Regions from separate parts of the Homo sapiens genome. Here region 2 is linked to region 1. A link is an interaction called in ENCODE POLR2A ChIA-PET data of the cell type or tissue named here. Cell type or tissue: GM12878. All regions are shown on one strand.

What was found. Peaks named below come from ENCODE experiments on the same cell type or tissue, not always from the same donor. Only the 100,000 strongest peaks of a DNase experiment are listed, where the experiment ranks them.
Region 2: POLR2A ChIA-PET joins it to region 1 with 8 read pairs; 4 of 35 experiments call an interaction of 5 or more read pairs at or near these places.

What each region holds. Positions count from the first base shown.
Region 1 is chr19:39,004,003-39,009,002 of GRCh38, forward strand. It overlaps a transcript of FBXO27 not described here. Among named protein-coding and RNA genes, the nearest start is that of FBXO27, 26 kb to the right of the region's middle. RefSeq lists an enhancer at 2,478-2,647. In GM12878, no CTCF peak of the experiment used is centred here; a DNase peak (open chromatin) is centred at 2,649; H3K4me3 peaks cover 299 bases; H3K27ac peaks cover 968 bases.
Region 2 is chr19:38,944,706-38,949,705 of GRCh38, forward strand. It overlaps FBXO17 (F-box protein 17), which reads right to left. Exons shown (of 6, transcript NM_024907.7): 3 at 3,862-3,973; 4 at 1,767-1,862; 5 at 264-399. Among named protein-coding and RNA genes, the nearest start is that of MRPS12, 16 kb to the left of the region's middle. In GM12878, no CTCF peak of the experiment used is centred here; no DNase peak of the experiment used is centred here.

The DNA of each region.
Region 1 (5,000 bases):
TGTGCCGGAAAAGTAAGGAAGTGCTTGAGGAATGATGAGGGCATATTAAAATGACATAGGAATCAGCCTGAAGGATCTCTCAATGGCCAAATCTGGGGCAATTTTATTTATTTATTTATTTTTTTTTTTGAGATGGAGTCTCCCTCTGTCACCCAGGCTGGAGCACAATAGCGCGATCTTGGCTCACTGCAACCTCCGCCTCCTGGGTTCAAGCAATTCTCCCACCTCAGCCTCCCGAGTGGCTGGGATTACAGGCATCCGCCATCATGCCCAGCTAATTTTTGTATTTTTGTAGAGACAGGGTTTCACCATCTTTGCCAGGCTGGTCTAGAACTCCTGACCTCAGGTGATCTGCCCTCCTCGGCCTCCCAAACTGCTGGGATTAGACGCATGAGCCACCACTCCCGGCTAATTTTAGAACCAAAATGAATAAGAAGAGTGTGATGAACGGAATTGTGTCTCTGTCCCCAGATTCATATGTTGAATCCTAATCTCTAGAGTGACTGTATTTAGAGACAGCGTCTTTAGAGAGGTAATTAAGATCACATGAGGTCATGAGGGTGGAGCCCTACCCCATTATGCTTTGGGTTTTTTTTTTTTTTTTTTCTGAGATGGAATCTAGCTCCATCACCCAGGCTGGAGTGCAGTGGTTTGATCTTGGCTCACCGCAACCTCCGCCTCTTGGGCTCAAACGATCCTCCCACCTCACTCCCTGAGTAGCTGGGGCTACCGGCATGCGCCACCATGCCTGGATAATTTTTGTTTTTTTAAGTAGAGACAGGGTTTTGCCACGTTGGCCAGGATGGTCTTGAACTCCTGACCTCAGGTGATCTGCCCACCCTGGCCTCCCAAAATGCTGGGATTACAGGCGTGAGCCACAGCACCCGGCCAATTATGCTATGTCTTTATAAGAAGAAGGAGAGAACAAGGATGTGTGCCCACAAAGGAAAGGCCATGAGAGAGAGGACACAGCCAGAAGGTGGCCATCTGCAAGCCAAGGAGAGGCATTAAGAGAAACCAAGCCTGCCAGGCTGGGCACCGTGGCTCATGGCTGACGTAGCAGGATCACTTGAACCCAGGAATTCTAGACCAGCCCGGGCAACAAAGAGAGATCCCATCTCTACAAAAAAATTTTAAAAATTAGCCGGGCGTGGTGGTGCACGCCTTGTAGTCCCGGCTACTCTGGGAGGCTGAGGCAGGAGGATGGCTTGAGCCCAGGGAGCCCGGGAGGTTGAGGCCGCAGTGAGCTATTGTCGCACCAGTGCACTCCAGCGTGGGTGATAGAGCATGACACTCAAAAGAAACAAAAACCAAAAAAGACATCAACCTGCCAACACCTTTTTTTTTTTTTTTTTTTGACAGAGTCTCGTGTCCTCCAGGCTGAGGCTGGAATACAGTGGCGTGATCTTGGCTCACTGCAACTTCTGCCTTCCAGGTTCAAGTGATTCCCATGCCTCAGCCTCCCAAGTAGCTGGGATTACAGCATGAGCCACCATGCCCATCTCATTTTTTTGTATTTTTAGTAGAGTCGGGGTTTCACCATGTTGGCCAGGCTAGTCTCAAACTCCTGACCTCAAGTGATCGCCCACCTCCGCCTCTCAAAGTGTTGGGATTACAGGCATGAGCCACCACGCCCGGCTATGCCAACACCTTGATCTTGGACTTCCAGCTTCTAGAACTGTGAGAAGTAAATTTCTGTTGTTGAAGCCCCCAAGTCTGTGAATTTTGTTACGGGAGCCCAAGCCAATGGATACAGAGAGTAACATTGTAGCCCACTGAATAAAATAGGAAACCACAAGTCAATACTGATATATGTAGATAAATGAATGAATCCAAAGGTTGATGAAGAATGGGATATTTACAGTGTTTTAAAGAACTTATGAAACACTAATTACAAAGAGGAAAGTAACTTGACAGTGAAGGTTGGCTGACACCACTTTAAATCAAGTGATCAAGGTGAAATGTCATCAATACTGGGACAAATTGAAATTGTGCAGCACATGAAAAATGCAGTGGGGACACACAGAAAAGTCTCTTTGGTGATATTCTTGCCAAAGATGTTATAATCTGAATCTAATTATAAAGAAACATCAGACAAAAGCAAATGGAGAGACACTGTGCAAAGTAAAACTGGCCTGGCCAGGAGTGGTGGTTCATGCCTGTAATCTTAGCACTTGAGGCTGCCGAGGTGGGCGGATCACTTGAGGTCAGGAGTTCAAGACCAGCCTGGCAAACATGGTGAAAAACCCGTCTTTACTGAAAATACAAAAATTGGCCAGGCAAGGTGGCCTACTCCTGTAATCCCAGCACTTTGGGAGGCCAAGGTAGGTGGATCACCTGAGGTTGGGAGTTCGAGACCAGCCCAACCAACATGGAGAAACCCCGTCTCTACTAAAAATACAAAAAATTAGCCTGGCGTGGTGGTGCATGCCTGTAATCCCAGCTATTCGAGAGGCTGAGGTAGGAGAGTCGCTTGAACCCGGGAAGCAGAGGTTGCGGTGAGCCTAGATCACGCCACTGAACACCAGCCTGGGCAACAAGAGCGAAACTCCTTCTCAAAAAAAGAAAAAGAAAAAAGAAAAAAAAGCACATCCCGCTAACCACAGAGATCTATCTTCGAAAGCCAAGTGGCTTCCTCCTTGTTTCTGTATGAATTGTTTTATGTGGTTCAAGACATTGACTCAGGCACAGCAAGTACAGCTGACCAGTAAGTTGAAGCTGATCTGAACAGTGTTCAGGGCTGAGACAGTGTCCTAATAATCAGGGGACAACACACACACGAAATATAATCCCAGGCCAGGTGCTGTGGCTCATGCCTATAATCCCAGTACTTTGGGAGGGTAAGGCGGGAAGATCACTTGAGCCCAGGAGTTCAAGACCAGCCTGGGCAACATAGAGAAACCCCATCTCTACAAAAGATGCAAAAAAGGCATGGTGGTGTGCGCCTATAGTCACAGCTCCTTGGGAGGCTGAGGTGGGAGGATCACTTGAGGCCAGGAATTCGAAGCTGCAGTGAGCTGAGATCATACCACTGGACTCTAGCCTGGGTGTCTCCAAAAAAAAAAAAAAAAAAAAATACAGAAAAGTACAATCCCAGAGGGCACACGTGGTGCCCCCTGGAGACAGAGAGTTTACAGTTTTTAGGGAACCCCAGGCAGGAGGTGCATTCATAAGAGGTTCAGGGGCCCCAGTGTGGTGTTCCAGCCTGGGCCTCCAGCCCTAAAGTTGCCAGACCAGTCCAAACGGATCTGCTCAGTCCTTGCTGTCAGAGGGAATGCCCAAGGCAGTCAATTCCAGATGGGTTTTGCATGTCCATGACAACAGTGTCTCTGCCTGAGGAGTGTGGACAGCAACCCCAGCTGGGCGTTCTGGTGGAATATCCAGGAGCTGGGCCACCCCAGGTGGCAGGTGAGCAGGTGGAAGTATAGGGATCAAATGGAGGGTCACAGTCAATTTGAATTCAAATCAGTCCAGCAGCTTGGAAAGGCAAGACCGGGTGTTTCTTCTTATTTTTCTTTGGGAGGAGGGGAAAGTTCTCGGGAGTAGTTCTGAAAGGCAGAGGTCATTACTGCCCACCCCCAACTCTGCATCTCCCCAGATGCCAAGTTTGTGTTTGGGCTTTTTTTCAAACATTAATTAATTAACTAGTTAATTTTTAGAGACAAGGTCTCTCTCTGTCACCCAGGCTGGAGTGCAATGGCGCGATCTCAGCTCACTGCAACCTCCGCCTCCCAGGCTCAAGCGATCCTCCCACCTCAGCCTCCCAAGTAGTTGGGACTACGGGCACATGCCACCACGCCTGGCTAATTTTTGCATTTTTTGTAGAGATGGAGTTTCCCTATGTTGCCCAGGTTGCCCAGGCTGGGCTCGAACTCCTGGGCTCAAGAAATCTGCCTGCCTCGGCCTCCCAAAGTGCTGGGATTATAGGTGTGAGCCACCGCACTCTGCCTGTGTTTTGGCTATTTAAAAATGTTTTATTGGCTAGGCATGGTGGCTCACATCTGTGATCCTAGCAATTTGGGAGGCTTAGGTGAGCGGTTGCCTGAGCTTAGGAGCTCGAGACCAGCCTGGCCAACATGGTGAAACCCCCATCTCTACTAAAAATATGAAAAATTAGCCAGGCATGGTGGTGCACGCCTATAGTCCCACTTACTTGGGAGGCTGAGGCACAATACTCACTTGAACCTGGGAACCAGAGGTTGCAGTGAGCGGAGATGGTGCCACTGCACTCCAGCCTGGGCAACAGAGTGAGACTCTGTCTCAAAAAAAAAAAAAAAGAAGGTTTTATTTATTTAAATATAAATGGGGTCTCACTATGTTGCCCAGGCTGGACTTGAACTCCTGGGCTCAAGCGATCCTTCTGCCTCAGCCTTTTGAGTAGCTGGGATTACAAGCATGTGCTAATGTAACCGGCTCTGTTTTTGCCTTTTTGTTACAAAATCAGTATGTCTCATTCGGTCATTATAACTTTAGATTTTTTTCCATTTTTACGGAGGTAAAATTCATACAATATATAAATCACTATTTTAGCCATTTAAAAATGTATATAATTCAGTGGTTTTCGGTACATTCACAATGTTGTACAACCATCACCACCATCTAGTTCCCAAATCACCCCAAACAATCCGTGTACCTGTGAGCAGTCACTCTCCATCCTCCCTCCTCCTCCCTGGCAACCGCTAATCTATTTCCTGTCTCCACAGATTTTCCGATTCTGGGCAATTCATATAAATGGATTCATAAAATATGTGGCCTTCTTTCATTTAGCATGTTTTCAAGGTTCATCCATATTGCAGCATATATCAGTATTTCATTCCTTTTTTGTACGTTTGTTTTGAGACAGAGTCTCGCTCCATCGCCCAGGCTGGAGTGCAGTGGGGTAATCCTGGCTCACCACAACCTCTGCCTCCCAAGTTCAAGCAATTCTCCTGCCTCAGCCTCCTGAGTAGCTGGGATTACAGGCACCCGCCACCATGCCCAGCTAATTTTTTGTATTTTTA
Region 2 (5,000 bases), 59 kb before region 1:
TGCATTTCCAGCACATAGAGTGGTGCCCAGCACACAGTAGGTGCTCAATCAGTGTTTGTTGAACATTAAGGGGTTTTGCTAATGAAATGAATCGATATGTAAGCGTCTTGACACAGGGCTTGGGATGTAAGAAGGGCTCGATACTTCTTAGCTGTTATGATTATAGATATCCAGGAGTGACAGAAGGGAAACCGAGCAGACGAGAGGCTGGGCGTGTGTGCCTTTAGCGGGTCGGGGGGAGCTGGAAGCTAGTCTGGACCCACCTGTCGGCAGCCCCTCTCAGTCCACTGAAGGACCGGGTCAGGTGAGGCTGAGAACTTGACCACTTCCTTTTCATACACATCCAGAAGGCGGACCCGGAGCTGGTAGACGCAGCCGCAGTTCTCTCGAGCGCCCCACCTGCCAGGCAGCAGTCAGCCTCTATGCCCCCGTCACCCAGCCAGCTCTCTGGGTTTCGGGGCGGGAGGCTGAGGGCTGGCTCCATCTTGATGAAGGTCCTGCACATCTGGACCACATTTGGAGACGTCCTGGCCTGGGAACCTCTAGGGGAGGAGCCTTGGTGGTTCTGGGGTGGAACCAGAGCCTGGCGGAGGAGCCTGGGTGGTCCTGGGGAGGAGCCAGAGCCTGGGGGAGGAGCCTGGGTGGTCCTGGGGTGGAGCCAGAGCCTGGGGGAGGAGCCTGGGTGACCCTGGGGTGGAGCCAGAGCCTGGGGGAGGGTCCTGGGTGGTCCTGGGGGAGGAGTCTGGGTGGTCCTGGAGTGGAGCCAGAGCCTGGGGGAGGGGCCTGGGTGGTCCTGGGGGAGGAATCTGGGTGGTCCTGGGGTGGAGCCAGAGCCTCGGGGAGGGGCCTGGGTGGTCCTGGGGGAGGAGTCTGGGTGGTCCTGGGGTGGAGCCAGAGCAGGGGAGGAGCCTGGGTGGTCCTGGGGGAGGAGCCTGGGTGGTCCTGGGGTGGAACCAGAGCCTGGGGGAGGGGCCTGGGTGGTCCTGGGGGAGGAGCCTGGGTGGTCCTGGGGTGGAACCAGAACCTGGAGGAGAAGCCTGGGTGACCCTGGGGTGGAGCCAGAGCCTGGGGGAGGAGTCTGGGTGGTCCTGGGGTGGAGCCAGAGCAGGGGAGGAGCCTGGGTGGTCCTGGGGGAGGAGCCTGGGTGGTCCTGCGGTTGATTCTGGAGGCTTTTGGGTAGGTAGTTGGGGGACGGGAAAGGATGCTCTGGGGAAGAACCACAATGCAGGGCAGGTGCCTGATGACTTCAGGGAAGAGCCAGAGCCCCAGGGAAGAGACCAGATTTTCTATGGAAGAGCCACAGCCTGAAGGAGGAGCTGGAATGCTTTGGGGCAGAACCTGGGTGTTTTGGGAAGAAGGCATTCATCCTAAGCCTGTAGGCTCTGAAGCCAGTCCTGTCCCAACTATGCTCCCTGAGCCTCAGCTCACAGGGCACCATGCTCCCACCCCTTCAGAGACCCTGGGCATCCACAAGGTGGTCAGGGGAGGTGTCTCGTTTCAGAGGGGTATCAAGCCAGTCAGTGGCCCCCTGTGGACCACCCCAGCCTGCTGGGATGAGGGTGGGCAGGAGTGCAGAGTGGGGGCTCTGGCTTCTCCAAAGCTCTACCTTCCCCGGCTCTGCATCACTTCCCCTCTCAGCCTCATCACAAAGGGTGCACAGTGACAGCCGCTACCCGTGGGGTTGATGGGGCGGGAAATGAGCCCCTGTTGCAGAGCCGCTGCCAAGCCTGCTGCTGCTCTGGGGCAGGGTGCCGCTCCTCACTCACCAGTCAGCCACACAGATCTCAATCTGGGCGCTGTCCAGCAGCTCCTGCCACACCCCTTCCATCACCAGGTCCACAAGCTGCCTCTTGGAGCACCATCTGGGAAGGAGAGATGGCAGGGGGCAGGGCAAACAGTCCTGGCATTCAAGTCACAGTCAGAAGCCACCTCCTCCAAGAAGTCTCCCTTGATAACCCTCTCTAAAGCAGCCCTCAGGGTTTGCTCTAGCAGACCTGAAGATGCATGATGGGCTATACATCTCTCCTTGGCCTCTTGGAGTCCCTTTGCCATTCTCCACCCTGCTGCGGGCTCCAGGCAGCTGACCTCTATGAAAGCCTGACCCTCATCTTTGTGGGACAGGACATGACTACAAATGAAGGCCACATACTAGACATGTGAGCGGGGAGCTCTGTGGCCTCCTAAAGTGTGAGGGCCCCGGGTCTAAAGCTGGACAGCCTTGTCTCTGTCACCCATTGCTTCCTGTTGGATCAGCCAATGGGATGCTCCGGCAGGGGATGGAAGTGAAAGAGGTGACTAAAATCAGGGTATTTATCCTCTTAGGTCCTTCTCAAGGGACTGCCTTGTCCCCCAAGGAAAAAGCAAATCTCCATGGCACTCTCTCCTCATTTTCCAGTAACTGTTTCCTCCCCTCACCTCTAGCAGTCTAGGGGTGGTAACGTTCCTTTCCTAACTGTTACTAGCTCAGGGGCTCCTGCCTACAACTTTGTAAACAGTCCTTCTCCTCAAACTAGAATGTGCCATAATAACATAAATTGTGCAGTATTGGTGGAAGGATGGGTAAGTTGAGCAATGGAATAGAACAAAGTGCCAGGAACCGGCTGAGCGCGGTGGCTTAGACCTGTAATCCCAGCACTTTGAGAGCCCGAGGCAGGCGGATCACCGGAGGTCGGGAGTTAGAGACGAGCCTGGTCAATATGGTGAAACCTCTTCTCTACAAAAAATACAAAAATTAGCCAGGCATGGTGGCGCACCTCTGTAGTCACAGCTATTCGGGAGGCTGAGGCAGGAGAATCATTGGAACCCAGGGAGGCAGAGGCTGCAGTGAGCCAAGATTGCGCCACTGCACTCTAGACTGGGCAACAAAATGAGACTCTATCTCAAAAAACAAAAACAAAAACAAAAAAAACAGAGTGCCAGGGACAGACGTAGGTATACACAGAAACTTCATAAACTGTAGAGGTGGCACCATCATTCCATGGAGAACAGATTCTCATTTTTTCTTTTCTTTTGAGTCAAGGTCTTATTCTGTTGCCAGGCTGGAGTGCAGTGGCATGATCCTAGGCTCACTGCAACCTCAAACTCCTGGGCTCAAGAGATCCTCCCACTTCGGCCTCCCAAAGTGCTGGGATTACAGCTATGAGCCACCGTGCCCGGCCTTCAGTTTCCTGTTATAAAGTGGGGGCAATAATAGTATCTATGTCACAGGGTTGTTGCCAGAATTATATGTAAAGTGTCTAGTATAGAGTAACTCCTTGTGGAGGCAAAAGCGACTCCATCTTGGGTGCTAATCTGCCATGTTCCCTTTTTTTTTTTTTTTGAGACAGAGTCTCATTCTGTCGCCCAGGCTGGAGTGCAGTGGTGCAATCTCGGCTCACTGCAACATTTGCCTCCTGGGTTCAAGCGATTCTCCTGCCTCAGCCTCCACGTCCAGCTAATTTTTGTCTTTTTAGTAGAGACGGGGTTTCCCCCTGTTGGCCAGGCTGGTCTCGCACTCCTGACCTAAAGTGATCTGCCCACCTCGGGCTCTCAAAGTGCTGGGATTACAGGCGAGAGCCACCGTGCCCGGCCCAAAACCCTGTCTTTAGATCAAAGCTGTCTTGCTGTTGTCTCACAAACTGCAGGCGATGATGCACAGAGCATTGCTGCCTGTGGTTGCTAACCTTCCTGATCTTTCCTTGTATCCCTGGCATATGAAACAGTACCCTCAACAAGTATTTGTTGATTGATGGAATGAATCAATGAATAAATAAATGGGGGAAGGAGAGGGTGAAGGTGACGATGAGGACAGTGTGGGGGGTAGGGTCCCTTTCTTTGGGGCCTTTGCCCCAGGGATCGGGGCCTCTCACTTGGGCCACTCACTCGAAAGAGGTCACGAAGCAGGTCTGCGAAGGAGCCCCAGGCACCGGTGTTAGGTTCTTTTCTATGGCCCAGCCGTTCCCGCCATGCTCCACCTCCCAGCCTCTGAAGCCCTCTGTGGGAAAACAAGAGTTGAACATATGGTTCACCTGCCAGCCTGCCCAGAAGAGACCCCGCAACCAGCCAGCTTGTGCTGTCCACCAGCCTCTCCCTCTTGTGCTCCAATCCTCCCTGGTTTCTCCTACCGACTCCTCCTCCCATTATTCTGTATTCCTGGTCCTACCCCACAACTGTGACTCTCAGCGGTGCCCATCCACTCAGCTTCTCTTCAGCCACCCTTACTTGCTCTTTCTCCTTCAGTCCTGCTCTTCATTGTGTGTGTGAGAGACAGGGTCTCACTCTGTCGCCCAGGCTGGAGTGCAGTGGCTCCATCATAGCTCACTGCAGCCTCAAACTCCTGGGCTCAAGCGATCCTCCCACATCAGCCTCCAGAGTAGCTAGGACCACAGGTGCATGCCACCACGCCTGGCTAATTTAATTTTTTAATTTTTTTTTGAGATGGAGTTTCAATCTTGCTGCCCAGGCTGGAGTGCAATGGCATGATCTCAGCCCACTGTAACCTCCGCCTCCCAGGTTCAAGCAATTTTCCTGCCTCAGCCTCCCAAGTAGCTGGGATTACAGGCGTGCACCACCACACCTGGCTAATTTTGTATTTTAGTAGAGATGGGGTTTCACCATGTTGGTCAGGCTGGTCTTGAACTCCTGACCTCAAGTGATCTGCCCCCTCGGGCCTCCCAAAGTGCTGGGATTACAGGCGTGAGCCACTGCGCCTGGACTAATTTTTAAATTTTTTAGAGACAGAGTCTCACTTTGTTGTTCAGGCTGGTCTCAAACTCCTGGCCTCAAGCGATCCTCCCACCATAGACTCCCAAAATGCTGGGATTACAGGCGTGAGCTACTGCACCCCACCATTTTTTTTTTTTTTTGAGACAAGGTCTCTGTCACGCAGGCTGTAGTGCAATGGCACGATCATAGCTCACTGCAGCCTTGAACTCCTTGGGCTTAAGCGATCCTCCTGCCTTGGCCTCCCAAAGCGTTGCCATTCCCACCGCGCCTGGCCCCTGTCCTGTTCTGCATCCCCT